2 separate regions of the Homo sapiens genome follow, and region 2 is linked to region 1. Evidence: chromatin contacts called from ENCODE Hi-C or POLR2A ChIA-PET data. All regions are on one chromosome and are shown on one strand. The core of a region is the stretch at or near the end of the contact, and the rest is flanking DNA. Distances in the headings are between cores, read along the strand shown. Region 1 has its middle 39 kb from the start of LINC01220. Region 2 has its middle 34 kb from the start of BATF.

Region 1 (7,272 bases), core at 3,042-5,541:
CCGGGGGGCAGAGGTTGCAGTGAGCCGAGATCATGCCACTGCACTCCAGCTCCAGACTGGGTGACAGAGCGAGACTCTGTCAAAAAAAAAAAGAAAAAGAAAAAGAGAGAGAGAGAATGATTTAGCCTTGGAGTGATCATCCAACTTCTGCTCATGACCCATTGTCCAGAACCAGTGACCCAGTTCCATCTAAATGCTACAGGGCTAGGAATGTAGGGGAGCCCATGTGATATTTGGTGGGCAGTGCTGTCTGTGCCACAGAAAGAGTAAGGCATGCTGGGAAACTGCAAGTCCTTCCAAGTGGCTAGAGCTTATTGAGTGTGTGTGTGTGTGTGTGTGTGTGTGTGTGTGTGTGCGTTGGGGATTAGTAGGCAGGGTTGGAGAGAGAAATGATAGGGAGTGAGGTGAGTTGAGGTCAGTCACAAAGGGGCTTTGTAAGCCATGTTCAATGTTGAAGAATTTGAACTTTAGGGCGACATGGAAGAATTTTATTAGGATATGATAGGATTATATTGGCATTTTAGAAAGATCAGACTTTCATATGGAGACTTGGGATGGAGGGGGCAAGATTGGAGAACAGCGAAGAAGCTTTTGCTGTCATTAGGAGAGAGGCAATGGTGCCCTGAACAAGGAAGGGGCTGTAGGGATGAGGGAGGTGGGAACATTCAAGGCTTATGTAGGAAGTGAAATCAGTAGCTGAAGTGCAGGAGAAGAGGGGTGAAGGGTAGACCTCGTATTTGTGGGTTGAGCGACTGAGTGGAGGGTTCTGTTTACCTGCTCAGGCATGGCAGGAAGAGTAAGTTTAGGGGAAAGACAATGTGTTCAGTTTTGGACACGGTGAATTTCAGGGGTCTGTAGAACACCCAAGGGGAGAAGTTCAGAAGGCATTTGCCTTGTTCAAGGCATTTGGCTATAAGAGTCTGGTGCTGGGGAGTGTGAGGTTGGTGATGTTGATTCGGGAGTCATGAGCATATAGGTGGTATTTGAAGTCCTAATGATGGAAAGTTGAATGAAACATTATCCCTGGGCCAGGCGTGGTGGCTCATGCCTGTAATCCCAGGATTTCGGGAGGCCAAGGCAGAAGGACTGCTTGAGCCCAGGAGTTCAGGACCAGCCTGGGTAAGATGGTGAGACCCTGTCTCTACCAAAATTTTTTAGAAATTAACTGGATGTGGTGGCACGTACATGTGGCTATTTAGGAAGCTGAAGCGGGAGGATCCTTTGAGCCCAGGAGTTTGAAGTGCCAGTGAGGTATAATTGTATCACTCTACTCCAGCCTGGCCAACAGAGCGAGACCTTGTCTCAAAAAAATAAAAATAAAAAATAAAGTCCCTGCTCTCAAGTAGTTAAAAGTTTAGTGTGGGGTGGGGGCTAGGCATGCAAGGAACAATTGGATTTCAAGGTGAACTGTATAACACAGAGGTATGTACAGGGCTCAGTGGTGACACAAGGCCTGGGAGGGTCAGAGAAAGCTTTAGAGAAGAGGGGCTGAAACTGAGTAAGAGCTTGGCAGGTGGACTGGGGAAGGCCAGTCTATGTGGAGGGCAGAGCAAGTGCAAAGGCATGGAGATGCCAAAGCAGCACTGCCCAGCCAAGAAGTTCTGTTTTCTGGAGCATTTCAGTGTGCTCATCTAAGGAAGAGGCAGCAGAAGCACTTGAGATCTTTGAGGAAACACTTGTCCATCAACATCTGTGTAGTGCGTGTTGAATACCCATGGCCTAGCTTTACACAGATGAAGGGTTTGTGATAAGGTGGCATTAAAAAAGAAATTAAACATTTTATTTTATTATTATTTTTTGTTTGTTTTTGTTTTTTGAAATGCAGTCTCACTCTGTCACCCAGGCTTGAGGGCAGCGGCATGATCTCCGCTCACTGTAACCTCTGCCTCTGGGGTTCAAGAGATCCTCCCACCTCAGCCTCCCAAGTAGCTGGGATTACAGGCACCCGCCACCATGCCCAGCTAATTTTTCTATTTTTAGTAGAGACGGGGTTTTGCCATGTTGGCCAGGCTGGTCTCAAACTACTGACCTCAAGTGATCCACCCACCTCAGCCTCCCAAAGTGCTGGGATTACAGGCATGAGTCACTGCACCTGGCCAAAATAAATAAATAAATAAAATAAAAATAAACATTTAAAAAGTCATTTTTAATCATTTTTTCAAACACATAAAAATGTAGAAAAAATAACACAATAAATCCATGTGTATTTATCACCCAGGTTCAATAATTTCTAATGTTTTGCCAATATTTGTTCATTAATTCATTTCTCCCTTTTTGGAAGGCTGGAGAATTAATTTAACTTTATATTACGGAGGCAGTAGACAGAAGAGTATAATGAACCCTCATCTACTCATTACCTAGTCCCAAGAAATATTGACCCAAGGCCATTCCTTCCCTATCCATGTCCCATCTGCTTAATCCCCTCCCATATTACTTTGAAGCAAACTCATGACACCATATCATTTCACCTGGAAATATGTTAAAGAATGTATCTCTAAAGATAAGGACTTTAAAAATACCACTGTAATATCATTGTCACCTGCAACAAGATGAACACTAATTTATCAGGTGGTGTTTTGAAAACTCAGGGGAGGTGTTTGGTAAAGCCACAAAATCCTGAGATCTTGCATAAATGTGTTTCAGGAAGCAATTATGGATGTCCAGGTTGGTATAGACCCGATGTCTTCAACAAGACTACACTGCATAAGCCAGGGTGACGGGGTGGAGAAGGAGCCAGAGTGAATTAGGGACAAGTAGGGTTGTGGTGTAGGAGGCTGGGTCAGAGTTTTAGCAGCCAAGAGAAGGGGGTGCAGGGTGCACAGGGAGCTTCCTCAGCCCCACTCAGTGCTCCAGCAGGCAGGAGGCAGTCGTCCAAAGGAGATAAAGTGAAGAAGGGATGGAGCAGGAAGGAGAGAGAGGTGTAAGGAGGAGGAGGTGTATGCAGAGAGAGGAGCTGATATTGAGGAAGAAAATGAGGAGGAGGAGAGCAAAAATAAATAACGACTGAGCACCTATGACCCACCAGATGTCAGGGGCACTACTTCTGCCCCCCTCCAGATTTCCAGGAGTGGGGCTCACCCCAAACAAGCTTGACCTCTTGATCGTCCTCTCAGGGAGTTGCTCTATTGGTGGGTCGAGGTTAGGGACATGTACTATGAAGGTATAAACTGTGTGGTTTTTTTTTTTGAGACGGAGTTTCTCTCTTGTTGCCCAGGCTGGAGTGCAATGGCGCGATCTCAGCTCACCGCAACCTCCGCCTCCCTAGTTCAAGCCATTCTCCTGCCTCAGCCTCCCGAGTAGCTGGGATTGCAGGCATGTGCTACCAGGCCCAGATAATTTTTTTTTTCTTTTTTCTTTTTTTTTCTTTTTTTTTTTTTTTTTTTGTATTTTTAGTAGAGACAGGGTTTCTCCATGTTGGTCAGGCTGGTCTCTAACTCCCAACTTCAGGTGATCTGCCCGCCTCGGCCTCCCAAAGTGCTGGGATTACAGGCGTGAGCCAGCACGCCCGGCCGTATAACTGCTTTTATAAGGAAGGAGGGCTATGTGTCTTTAGCAGAAGAGGGGCAGGGTTCCAGCCCATGCCTTGAGAGCAACCTCCACCAGGGCCTTGGCAGAGCCAGGGTGACATCCACCAAAGCAAAGGAGGAGGAAGGCAGCAGAAATGAAGGGGGTGGTCCTCTCACTGGAGGGGTGCAGCGAGGCAGCAGTCTCCCCGGAGGGGCTGGTGGCAAGCGCACCCCCAGCGCCCTCCAGCTTTATTTTTGGCAGGGCAGGAAATGTGTGTGTGTCTGTGGGTGACCTGGGGAGGAGGGGAGGGGGGGTAAGAGGGTCCCTGGATTTTGGTAAATCTGCGGGGGTTGTGGGGGGTTTCCGGAGCCCCCGGGGTAGGGGTAGGGATGGGGGCAGCCCCGGGCAGTGCTGAGCGCAGCTGTTGCGGGTACGGTCATGTCCAACTCCTTCCCAGCTGGAAACGCTGCGGCGGGTGGTATCACCAGTGGACAGGCGAACTTCAGGCCAGAGAGTGCCTTCCTCCAGGGCTTTAGGGGAAAAGGGCGACGAGGCCGTGGTGGTCGGCGCCCTGAATACCCCGAGGGGCCAGGGCCCCTTTTTCTACATGAAGACCTGGGCCCGTTCCCTCCCGGGTTCTTCCACTCCCATCTCAGCCAAGTGCTGATCTAATAACTCAGTGGAAGCGCCCAGAGAAGAACAGGGTCGCCGTGGTTAGAGACGCTGTTCCCCTCCGCGCCTGACTCCGCAGTTACTTTGTTACTTAACCGCCCTTCTGCTCATTTGACAAGCCCTGAGCGCACATTTGCAGAGCTTCCTTCCGGGACTTCGTGGCACGGATTGCAAGAGGCCCCTACTCTGGCAAGGACTTGACTCAGGGAAATTCTTTCTGTCCTTTCTTACTAGAAAAGGCATAAATTGGAGGTGAGCCTCCTTGATTAGAATGGGCACAATGGCTGGTGGCCACGAGACCCAGAAGAGGTCACTGGTGGTGTTGCTTCCCAGACAGCCAGCCAATGTTGGTGAGACTACAGTGAAAAGAGGCAGATTGAACTAACCAGACCTGGGACTTGTCTTCATCTGCAAACGGTAGTAACAGCGGTTAACCCCCTGAGCGCTTCTGACATGCTGAACGCTGTTCCAAGCCCTGCTCTAATGCATCGAAGGCATGTTCTAAACATGCATTATCTAATAACGCTATTCCCGAGTTTACAGATGAAGAATCACAGCCACTAAGAGATGACATCACTTGGTGAAGGTCACATAGCTTCTGGGGCCAGGGTTCTGTTTTGCCTTTGTGAAGAACAGTGAACATGCTCTGCACTTTTCTAAAGTAGAAAAATGAGCTGATGTCAGGGATTCTTTCAAGAAGGCAAATTTCAGAGCTGTTGCTGAGATCACGACCCATTCAGCAAAGTGTCCCAAACGCTGAATGCACTTCTGAGTCTCTGGTTTCACTTTGCAGCACTCGGCATAACTGATGCTCCCAATAATGACCTTCAACCACCAAGGAAACGTTCATTTATATTTTGCAAGCTCTGTTTAATGGATGAAGGAGTAACAAGTTTTAAAAAAGATTTTGATCAACACGGTGGCTCATGCCTGTAATCCCAGCAGTTTGGGAGGCCGAGGCGGGTGGATCACTTGAGATCAGGAGTTCAAGACCAGCCTGGCCAATATGGCGAAACCCTGTCTCTACTAAAAAACATGAAAATTAGCCGGGTGTGATGGCGGGTGCCTGTAGTCTCAGTTACTCAGGAGGCTGAGGCAGGAGAATCGCTTGAACCTGGGAGGTAGAGGTTGCAGTGAGCCGAGATCACGCCACTGCACTCCAGCTTGGGCGACAGAGTGAGACTCTGATTCACACACAAACCAAAAAAAAAAAAAAAAAAAAAAAAAAAGATTTTGATCAAAACCAAATCACTAAAGTTAAACACTTGAAAGAATTAACCCTGTCTTTGTAAAGCTTGGCTACCCTGGTAACTCATGCCAGGGACACTTAGCTTTAAAATTGTCCCCTCTGGAGGGGCTTTGCTCTTATGCCACAAGTATTGCTGCTGCGTCTGCGAAACAGGAAGGAGCAGCATCTCCCCATTATTTCCCTGACGAGTACCCCTAGAAGATGGTGGAGTCCACGTGGTCAAGTTCTCTTTCTTCCACTGGCCTAAGTCTGAAATTCCCCAAACACCTGGAGCCTTGCAATGCTGGGCAGCCGGCAGTTTCCCCAGCAGTTGCCCTGGCATCTTGCCCCCTTTACACAAAGCAATCACTGTTGCAGAAAATGAGGGTCCTGTGATCATTTGGCTCCACCCCCCTGCCTGGCATTTGCGTGGGAGAAGGGACTTTCTTTCTTTTTGACAATAGATTCTGATCACAAACCAGGCCCCTTTCAGAGAAACAGCTCCCATGGAATGACTCTGCCTAGAGGTAAGAACTGAGGGGCACAACAGAAGTGATTTCTCGCTCCCCACCCTCATGGCCATCAATGCTCAGTCAGGCCCCTATCCTTGAATTTGTTTCAAACGGTGGCATATCTGGTCCCTGGCCAGTGGGACAGGCACCCTGTAGTTAGTGGTCTAGATTTTCAGCCTTACCTCAAAATGCAGGTGCAGGCCAGGTGCGGTGGCTCCAGCCTGTACTCTCAGCACTTTGGGAGGCCAAGGCAGGTAGACCACCTGAGGTTGGGAGTTTGAGACCAGCCTGGCCAATGTGGCGAAATCCTGTTTCTACTAAAAATACAAAAATTAGCTGGGCATGGTGGCATGTGCCTATAATTCCAGCTACTCAGAAGGCTGAGGCAGGAGAATCACTTGAACTCAGGAGGTGGAGGTTGCAGTGAGCCAAGATTGTGCCATTGCACTCCAGCCTGGGTGACAAAGTGAGACTCTGTCTCAAAAAAAAAAAAAAAAAAAGTAGGTGTAGTGATCCTTTCTTACAGGTAACATTTCCTTGCTAAGAAATGAACACTGGTATAATATACTATAACTAAACTACAGACTGTGGATTTCTCCAGTTTTTCCACTAATGTCCTTTTCCTGTCACAGGATGTAATCCAGGATACCATATTGCATTTACTTGTCGTGTCTTCTCTCACCTGTGAAAAGTTTCTTAGTTGTTCCTTATTGTTCATAACTTTGACACTTTCAGGTATTTTATTGAGTGTTTGGGTTTATCTAATGTTTTCTCATAATTAGACCAGGGTTATGGATTTTTTAGAAGAAAAGTCCTTTCTTCTTTGCATGCCATAAGGAGGTACATGATATCAACATGGCTTATCAATGGTGAAGTTAACTTTATTTGCATGGTTAAGGTGGCTCTGCCGTTTCTCCACTGTGAAGTTACTGTTTTTCCCTTTCTGTATTCTACTTATTAGAAGTGGGTCAATAAGTCTAGCCCATATTCAAAGGGAAGGAAATGAAACTCTACTTCCTGGAGAAGGGAGAATGTACATATATATTTTGGAATTTAATCTTATGAAAATTTGTCTCAGGCTGGGCATGGTGGCTCATACCTGTAATCCCAGCACTATGGGAGGCCAAGGCAGGTGGGTCACTTGAGCCCAGGAGTTCAAGACCAGCCTGAGCAACATGGGAAAACTCTGTCTCTACAATAAATACAAAACATTAGCTGGGTATAGTGGCACGCACCTGTAGTCCCAGCTATTTGGGAGGCTAAGGTAGGAGGACGGCTTGAGACCGGGAGGTTGAGGCTACAGTGACCTGTGAGTATCTCACTGCAAAGAAAAGATTCTCTGTAGTTCATATA
Region 2 (7,272 bases), core at 2,904-5,403, 150 kb after region 1:
AGTTAAGTAAGACATCAAGGGATCCAGAGAGGGCAGGTGCAAGCTCCAATTGTTCCACCTCTGGAAGAGCCACGCAAGACATACCTTCTCTCTAGAGTCACCTGTGTGTCACAGAACACCTCAGAACTGGGAAGCCCAAGCTGGAGTTTCCAGCAGGGTGTCATATACCCCTCTGCTCATGTAGGCATGTTTCTTGCTGTGTCACCAGCCCCAAAAGCACAGTCCTCCAGGGGTCTCACCAAGACCAGGAACAAATCATCAATCTCACTGTTATCAATACACAATGCTGAACAAAGTAAAAATAAAAATAAACACTGCTGATAAGCCAGTACAAACCACGTTGAAATCCCTCAGACTCATGGTTACAAAACAGCACTGTTAATGAGTATCTTTAATGCCTTGACCAGGGCTCAGTGCTGTGCAGGAATAGCTCTTATTTCGGTAAATCAGCCTATGTCAATTCCAGGCCTGCTGGAGTTAACCCTTGCAACAACCATGGTTGTTTTATATATATAAAACAAACAAAAGCTGCCACAATAGAGGTCTGAGAAGGAAGCTCTATGTTACTTCATTCTCACACTGCTGTAAAGATACTACCCGAGACTGGGTAATTTATGAAGAAAGAGGTTTAACTGACCCACAGTTCCGCATGGCTTGGGAGGCCTCAGGAAACTTACAATCATGGCAGAAGGTGAAGGGGAAGCAAAGCACCTTCTTCACAAGGCAGCAGGAGAGAGAAGCATGAAGGAGGAACTTCCAAACACTTATAAAACCATGAGATCTCGTGAGAACTCACTCTCTATCACGAGAACAGCATGGGGGAAATCAACCCCATGATCCAATCATCTCTTTCCCTTGACATGTAGGGATCACATTTTGAGATGAGATTTGGGTGGGACACAAAGCCAAACCATATCATGCTCCAACTTCATGATGAATTCTGATGGGTCAGCGTGAATGCCTGGGAGTGCCAAGTCTCGAGAAGACCTCACCTCTGAATATTACCTCTCTGCTGAGCACCCAGATGTCCCTCTCTGCTAAAAAGACCTCTTTCCTTTCCTACCACTCACCCCAACTTGGCTAGGCTTAAGCATGATTGACAGACAGAGGTTAAGAAACACCATCTGAGGCCAGGCGCGGCGGCTCACACCTGTAATCCCAGCACTTTGGGAGGCCGAGGCAGGTGGATCACCTGAGGTCAGGAGTTCGATACTAGCCTGGCCAACATGGTGAAACCCTGTCTCTACAAAAAATACAAAATTAGCCAGGCGTGGTGGCACGCACCTGTTATCTCAGCTACTTAGGAGGCTGAGGCAGGAGAATCACTTGAACCCAGGAGGCAGGGGTTGCAGTGAACTGAGATTGCACCATTGCATTCCAGCCTGGGCAACAAGAGTGAAACTCTATCTAGAGGAAAGAAAAAGAAAGAAAGAAAGAAAGAAAGAAAGAAAGAAAGAAAGAAAGAAAGAAAGAAAGAAAGAAAGAAAGAAAGAAAGAAAGAGAGAGAGAGAAAGAGAGAGAAAGAGAAAGGAGGAAAGGAAGAAAGAAAGAAGGAAGGAAGGAAGGAATGAAGGAAGAAAAAGAAAGAGAGAGAAAGGAGGAAAGGAAGAAAGAAACAAAGAGGAAAGAAGGAAGAAAGAAAGATAGGAAGGAGAGAAAGAAAGAAAAAAGAAAGAAAAAAGAAAGGAAGGTAGGAAGGAAGGAAGGAAAGAAAGAAAAAGAAAAGAAAAGAAAGAAAGAAAGAAAGAAAGAAAGACCATCTGAGCTGTGAATGTGACCACAACACATTTAAGAGGGTGGGGACAACCCTCACTGGAATTATCTCATGTGTGCAACTGGGATGCAGAGTGGGGTTGGGTAGGAAGCCTGCCAAACTGCCTATGGGAGCCAATAATGGTCACCCGAATAGGACACAATGCTGCCAATGGACTATATGTGTAGTTTCATATGTGTAAAATACATACAACCTTCAATGCATGTTGTTGGTTTTTGCTATAACTCTTGAGAGACTGGAAAAACATCATCTGTCATCATAGGATTTAACCCTTGCTTAAGATCCGGCGGCAGCTTCTGGTGGGCTTCCCTAGTGCGGCGTCCCTGCCCCGTCTTGCTCTGGCCCCTCTCATTCTCTGCTCCAGCCAGACTGAACAGCTCTTACTTCCTTCTAAACGCTTCCAACATTTTAATCTTGGCTCTACCTTGGAATGCCCAGGGTTATGTGACTTGCCCAAGGACAAAATAAGGATGTAGTGGAGTTGATATTCAAAGCCGGATTTATCTCACTCCAAAGCAAGGACAAAGAATTCCCTTAGGAAATCAGCGGTGGCCCATCTATTTGTGTGGAGAAACAAGAGTTGCTTATAATTCTGGGTAGTGGGATGTCCCCATCGCTTCACCTAGTCAACACCTGTGTCTCATTTAAAACTCAATTCAGGCATCGCTGCACTTTCAGTGGGTTGTTTTTTTTTTTTAGGTTTGAAGCTCATTTAACAACGAGCAAAGGGGTTGCAGAGTAAGAACGCTGATGTTTTTCTCTGGGAATAGGTGGCCACATCCAAAGACAAAGAAATGTTCGAAGTCTTTGCATTTGGAGAGAAAACACCATGCCCATTGCTGCAGCCTGAATTCCCAATGAGTAGTGCCTCTGTCTGGAGTTAAAGGATGATGTACCATGTGGAACCAGGATGTGGTAACTCCTTAAACCCTGCCACTCTTTCACACCTTTGATATGACTCATTTTGATGAAATTCAACGAACTCAGAGCACCTGCTCATGCAGCAGAATATTTTTGAGCTAGAAAGCTCCACGACTTCCTCTCCCTAAGACTGCAGAAAGCTTAGCCCCAGGCTATGAAGAGAGCCAGCAGAATGACCACTGGCACCAGAGGACACTGGTCTTGCCCGCCCACCCTTCGCTGTGCCGGCTCCTCACCCCTGTGCTGGGTGCAGTAGAGGCTGGTCCTCCAAGTCTCACTTGGGACTTGCCCAAGTGAGAGACACTAGGGCAAAAAATATAGCCATATATGCATGCAGATATATACCAGCAGAATGACCACTGGCACCAGAGGACACTGGTCTTGCCCGCCCACCCTTCGCTGTGCCGGCTCCTCACCCCTGTGCTGGGTGCAGTAGAGGCTGGTCCTCCAAGTCTCACTTGGGACTTGCCCAAGTGAGAGACACTAGGGCAAAAAATATAGCCATATATGCATGCAGATATATATCAGCAGAATGACCACTGGCACCAGAGGACACTGGTCTTGCCCGCCCACCCTTCGCTGTGCCGGCTCCTCACCCCTGTGCTGGGTGCAGTAGAGGCTGGTCCTCCAAGTCTCACTTGGGACTTGCCCAAGTGAGAGACACTAGGGCAAAAAATATAGCCATATATGCATGCAGATATATATGGCTATACTTTTTTTTGCTGTTGGGTTTTTGTTGTTGTTGTTGTTGTTGTTTTGAGACAGTCTTGCTCTGTCACCCAGGCTGGAGTGCAATGGCGCGATCTTGGCTCACTGCAACCTCCACCTCCCAGGTTCAAGCGATTCTCCTGCCTCAGCCTCCTGAGTAGCTGGGATTACAGGCGTGCACCACCATGCCCGGCTAATTTTTTGTATCTTTAGTAGAGACAGGGTTTCACTATGTTGGCCAGGCTGCTCTCAAACTCCTGACCTCATGATCTGCCCACCTCGGCCTTCCAAAGTGCTGGGATTACAGGCGTGAGCTACTGCGTCCAGCCTGCTGGCAGACCACCAATTCGTATATACTGACTGATGTCAGTTTCAGGAAATCAAAAAAAGTATATGTATATGTATATGTATATGTATATGTATATGTATATGTATATGTATATGTATATGTATATGTATAATCTAAATTTCCATCCATTTCTACATCTGTCCAGAAGGATATTCATTAAAATATTAACAGCAGTTCTCTCTGGATGGCAGGATTATAATTATTTGACTCACATATTTCCAGACCTCCCAAATTTTCCAAAGTTCCTGTGCATTAGCTACATGAGCTGAAGAACAAGCCCAAAGCCCATTCTTTTTTAAATAGCTGAGACTCCAAGTCTAGGGGATGCTCCGAGTGACGGACAAAGCCCTTCCTTCGAGGATGATTCTAGGAAGATCCTGGGGCGTCAGCCTTCTCTGGGCAGCGTCTTTGCTGCCCTCTGCTGGTCATTTGGAAGCTCGGCAAGTCCAAGTCCAGCCCCTTTCTTGTGGAGCAGTTTCTTCTTTAGGTTTGCCCTCTGAGGCCCAATTTCTTAGAACTGTTTTCGTTTTGTTTCATTTTTCTGAGATAGAGAATCCTTTTAAACTTAAAAAAAAAAGAAAAGGGCCGGGCGCGGTGGCTCACGCCTGTAATCCCAGCACTTTGGGAGGCCGAGGCGGGCGTATCACAAGGTCAGGAGATGGAGACCATCCTGACTAACACGGTGAAACCCCGTCTCTACTAAAAATACCAAAAATTAGCCGGGCTTGGTGGCGGGCGCCTATAGTCCCAGCTACCCGGGAGGCTGAGGCAGGAGAATGGCGAGAACCCGGGAGGCGGAGCTTGCAGTGAGCCGAGATCCCGCCACTGCACTCCAGCCTGGGCGACAGAGGGAGACTCCGTCTCAAAATAAATAAATAAACAAACAAACTAACTAAAAAAAAGTTTAAAAGAAAACTTCTAAATGAGGTGGCTCCAGTGTAAGCCTCTTTAAAGCTCTGATGGAAAAGTCATTCTTTTAAAAACCCAAACCACTCAGCCTCCATTTCACAGCCAGAGAGAGCTGCAGTGTCATTGCTGGAGGGGACCCAGGGCGCGTTCACCTGCTGATTTCTCACTGTTGATTGAGGATCAGTCTTTGGTTTTGGTCAGCGTCATTACTGCCAAAGCCACCAGCACACCTGCCAAGATGCAAAGGATGGTGTTTCTCACGGAGTCAGAGGAGGCCGTCTGCTCCGTGCCCTTACAGAATGCCAAGAAGTCATGGCTGGTGCTGGAGCCCTCAACCCCAGAACACCTTAAGACTGTGTGGCTTTAACAATTTACACCACCTCTCTGTTCCTTCATCTGCAGCATGGAATTGTAACCATGCCTTCCTAGATTTAAACTCCAGTTCCACCATGTACCAGCTGATAATCTTGGACATGTTACCGACACCTCTGTGCCTCAGTTTCTTCATCTGTAAAATGTGGGGGGGAAGTAATTCATAGGGCTATGAGTATGGAATTAATTAATAATTGTGAATAATTAGAAAAGTGCCTGGAGCATAAATAGTTCTCGGTAAATGTTTATTATTATTGTTACTGTTACCAGTTACCAAAGCATATTATTAGTTAAATGTCATTCTATGAATGCATACAGTTTGGAGTAAGGGATTTATTATCTGATAAGCCTTTTGTATTAGGAACCATCCTAGGTTCTATTTATTTAATACTCTCTGCAACCCTTCAAGGAAGATATTCTTTTCCTCATTTTACAAATGAGGAAACTAAAATGCAAAGATATTAAATAACTTGCCCAAGATCACACAGCCAGGAAATATGGAGCCAGGGTTTGATCCCATTATTTGCCTCAGAGCCTCTGTTCTTTCCTGTCCATTTGGTTGAATGCTACCCACTAAAGTTAGGTTGGTTGTTAGTCTTTTTTTTCCAGACAGAGTCTCACTATGTTGTCCAGGCTGGTCACACACTCCTAGGCTCAAGTGATCCTCCCACCTCAGCCTCCCAAGTAGCTGGGAATACAGGCACATGTCACCGCTTTTACTAATTTTTTTTTCTGGCATACTTTATCTCCCACTCCTACTTGGTTATAAGTTAGGGTAATACCAATTGCTGTAACAGATAAACTCCAAATCTCCATGGCTTTACAACAAACTTTATTTCTCATGCATGCAATAACTCCCCATTGGTGGACAGGTCTTCCATGTGGTGATTCAGGGATCCAGGCTCTTTGGTCTTGTGGTTCTACTTTCCTCTGGGACATTGGAGTCTTCTGCATTTAGCTAGTGAATGAGCAAAGAATATGGGCCAGGCCTGGAAGTGGTGCTTCTCAACTGTCCACATTACATTAACTTAAAACTCAGTGGCGTAGTCACACCTCACTGCAAAGGAGGCTAGGAAATGTAGTCTTGTTCTGTGTCCAGGAGGCAGAGGAAACATGAGAGCTAGTCTGCCATGCCGGCCTATGTCTTATAGAGCCTTGCTGTCTTAATTTAAATTTTAGTTCCTCTGGGAAGAGATCCTGACTCCCTCAGGTCTGGATTGGACACCCCTCCTCTGTACTTCTTCCCTTCCTCTCTTGTGGCATTTATTGCATGGAAATACACACACAGACACACACACACACACACACACACACACACATATATATATATATATATATTTGAGACAGGGTCTCACTCTGTCATTGAGGCTGGAGTGCAGTGGCACAGTCATGGCTCACTGCAGCCTCAACCTCCTAGGCTCAAGCGACCCTCATATCTCAGCCTCCCAAGTAGCTGGGACTACAGGCATGCACTACCATGCCCAGCTAATTTTTGTATTTTTTTTTGTAGAGATGTGGTTTCACCACGTTGCCCAGGCTGGTCTCGAACTCCTGAGTTCAGGCAATCCTCCCACCTCGGGCTCCCAAAGTGCTGGGATTACAGGTGTGCACCATCACGCCCGGCTGGAATTATAATTGCTTATGCATCTGTCTCCCTCATTAGACCGTGGGATCTAGGGCAGGGGCTCCATCAGTTTTGTCACTGATGAATTCCCAGCTGTGACATGGAGCCTGGCACAAGCCAGTGTTAAATAGTTGTTCGATGGATGATGTCTGGGATAATGACTGAGGGGGCAGAGGAAGTGGTTGCGATTGGTCTCTTGGGCTCCCCCCAGAGTGGTGTGCTCCCCTCCTCCGCTTTCAGTCAGTTTCAGAACCATGGGACAGCTTGTCCGGGAACAGGGCTGGAAAACCCTCTGAGGTTGAGGTTGGGGCCTCTGTTCTTTAAGAGTGGAACTGAGACGTTGCGTGTGGTCACAGGTTGTCTGCACCTCTGCACCTGGCACCAAGGAGGACCCCACACAGACGTTCCCTCCATCAGTGAATTCCAGCACATGTACCCTACAGAGCCCGGCTTTGAACTTAGGCAACATAAACCACCACCATAAGGATAAAGCAATAGATTGCACTTACTTATTTACGATTTAAGTCTTGTTCACTCCCCAAAATTTTTGCAGTAGCTTACAAAGTGAACACAATGAGAAAGAAGCTTGAATAGAAGAGAAAAACCGGTCAAAGT

Evidence for each region. Hi-C counts contacts between places; a loop is a spot of excess contacts on that map. ChIA-PET counts read pairs that join two places held with the same protein, here RNA polymerase II (POLR2A). Pooled maps may share reads with other maps.
Region 2: a loop to region 1 is called in a map of naive thymus-derived CD4-positive, alpha-beta T cell, with 9 times the contacts of the local background. The contact joins two enhancer-like sites. A Hi-C loop is called at or near these places in 2 of 168 maps with a recorded cell type or tissue (K562 and naive thymus-derived CD4-positive, alpha-beta T cell), 8 of 37 single-sample maps with no recorded cell type and 6 of 50 pooled maps. POLR2A ChIA-PET finds 5 or more read pairs at or near these places in 5 of 52 experiments (CD4-positive, alpha-beta T cell, GM10248, activated B cell and 2 more).

What each region holds. Positions count from the first base shown.
Region 1 is chr14:75,330,045-75,337,316 of GRCh38, forward strand. No RefSeq gene overlaps it. Among named protein-coding and RNA genes, the nearest start is that of LINC01220, 39 kb to the left of the region's middle. RefSeq lists an enhancer at 3,980-4,479. Within about 2 kb of position 4,292, at least 25 of the 41 ENCODE cell types and tissues checked have a DNase peak (open chromatin) inside an H3K27ac peak, as active enhancers do.
Region 2 is chr14:75,484,803-75,492,074 of GRCh38, forward strand. No RefSeq gene overlaps it. Among named protein-coding and RNA genes, the nearest start is that of BATF, 34 kb to the right of the region's middle. Within about 2 kb of position 4,154, at least 4 of the 41 ENCODE cell types and tissues checked have a DNase peak (open chromatin) inside an H3K27ac peak, as active enhancers do.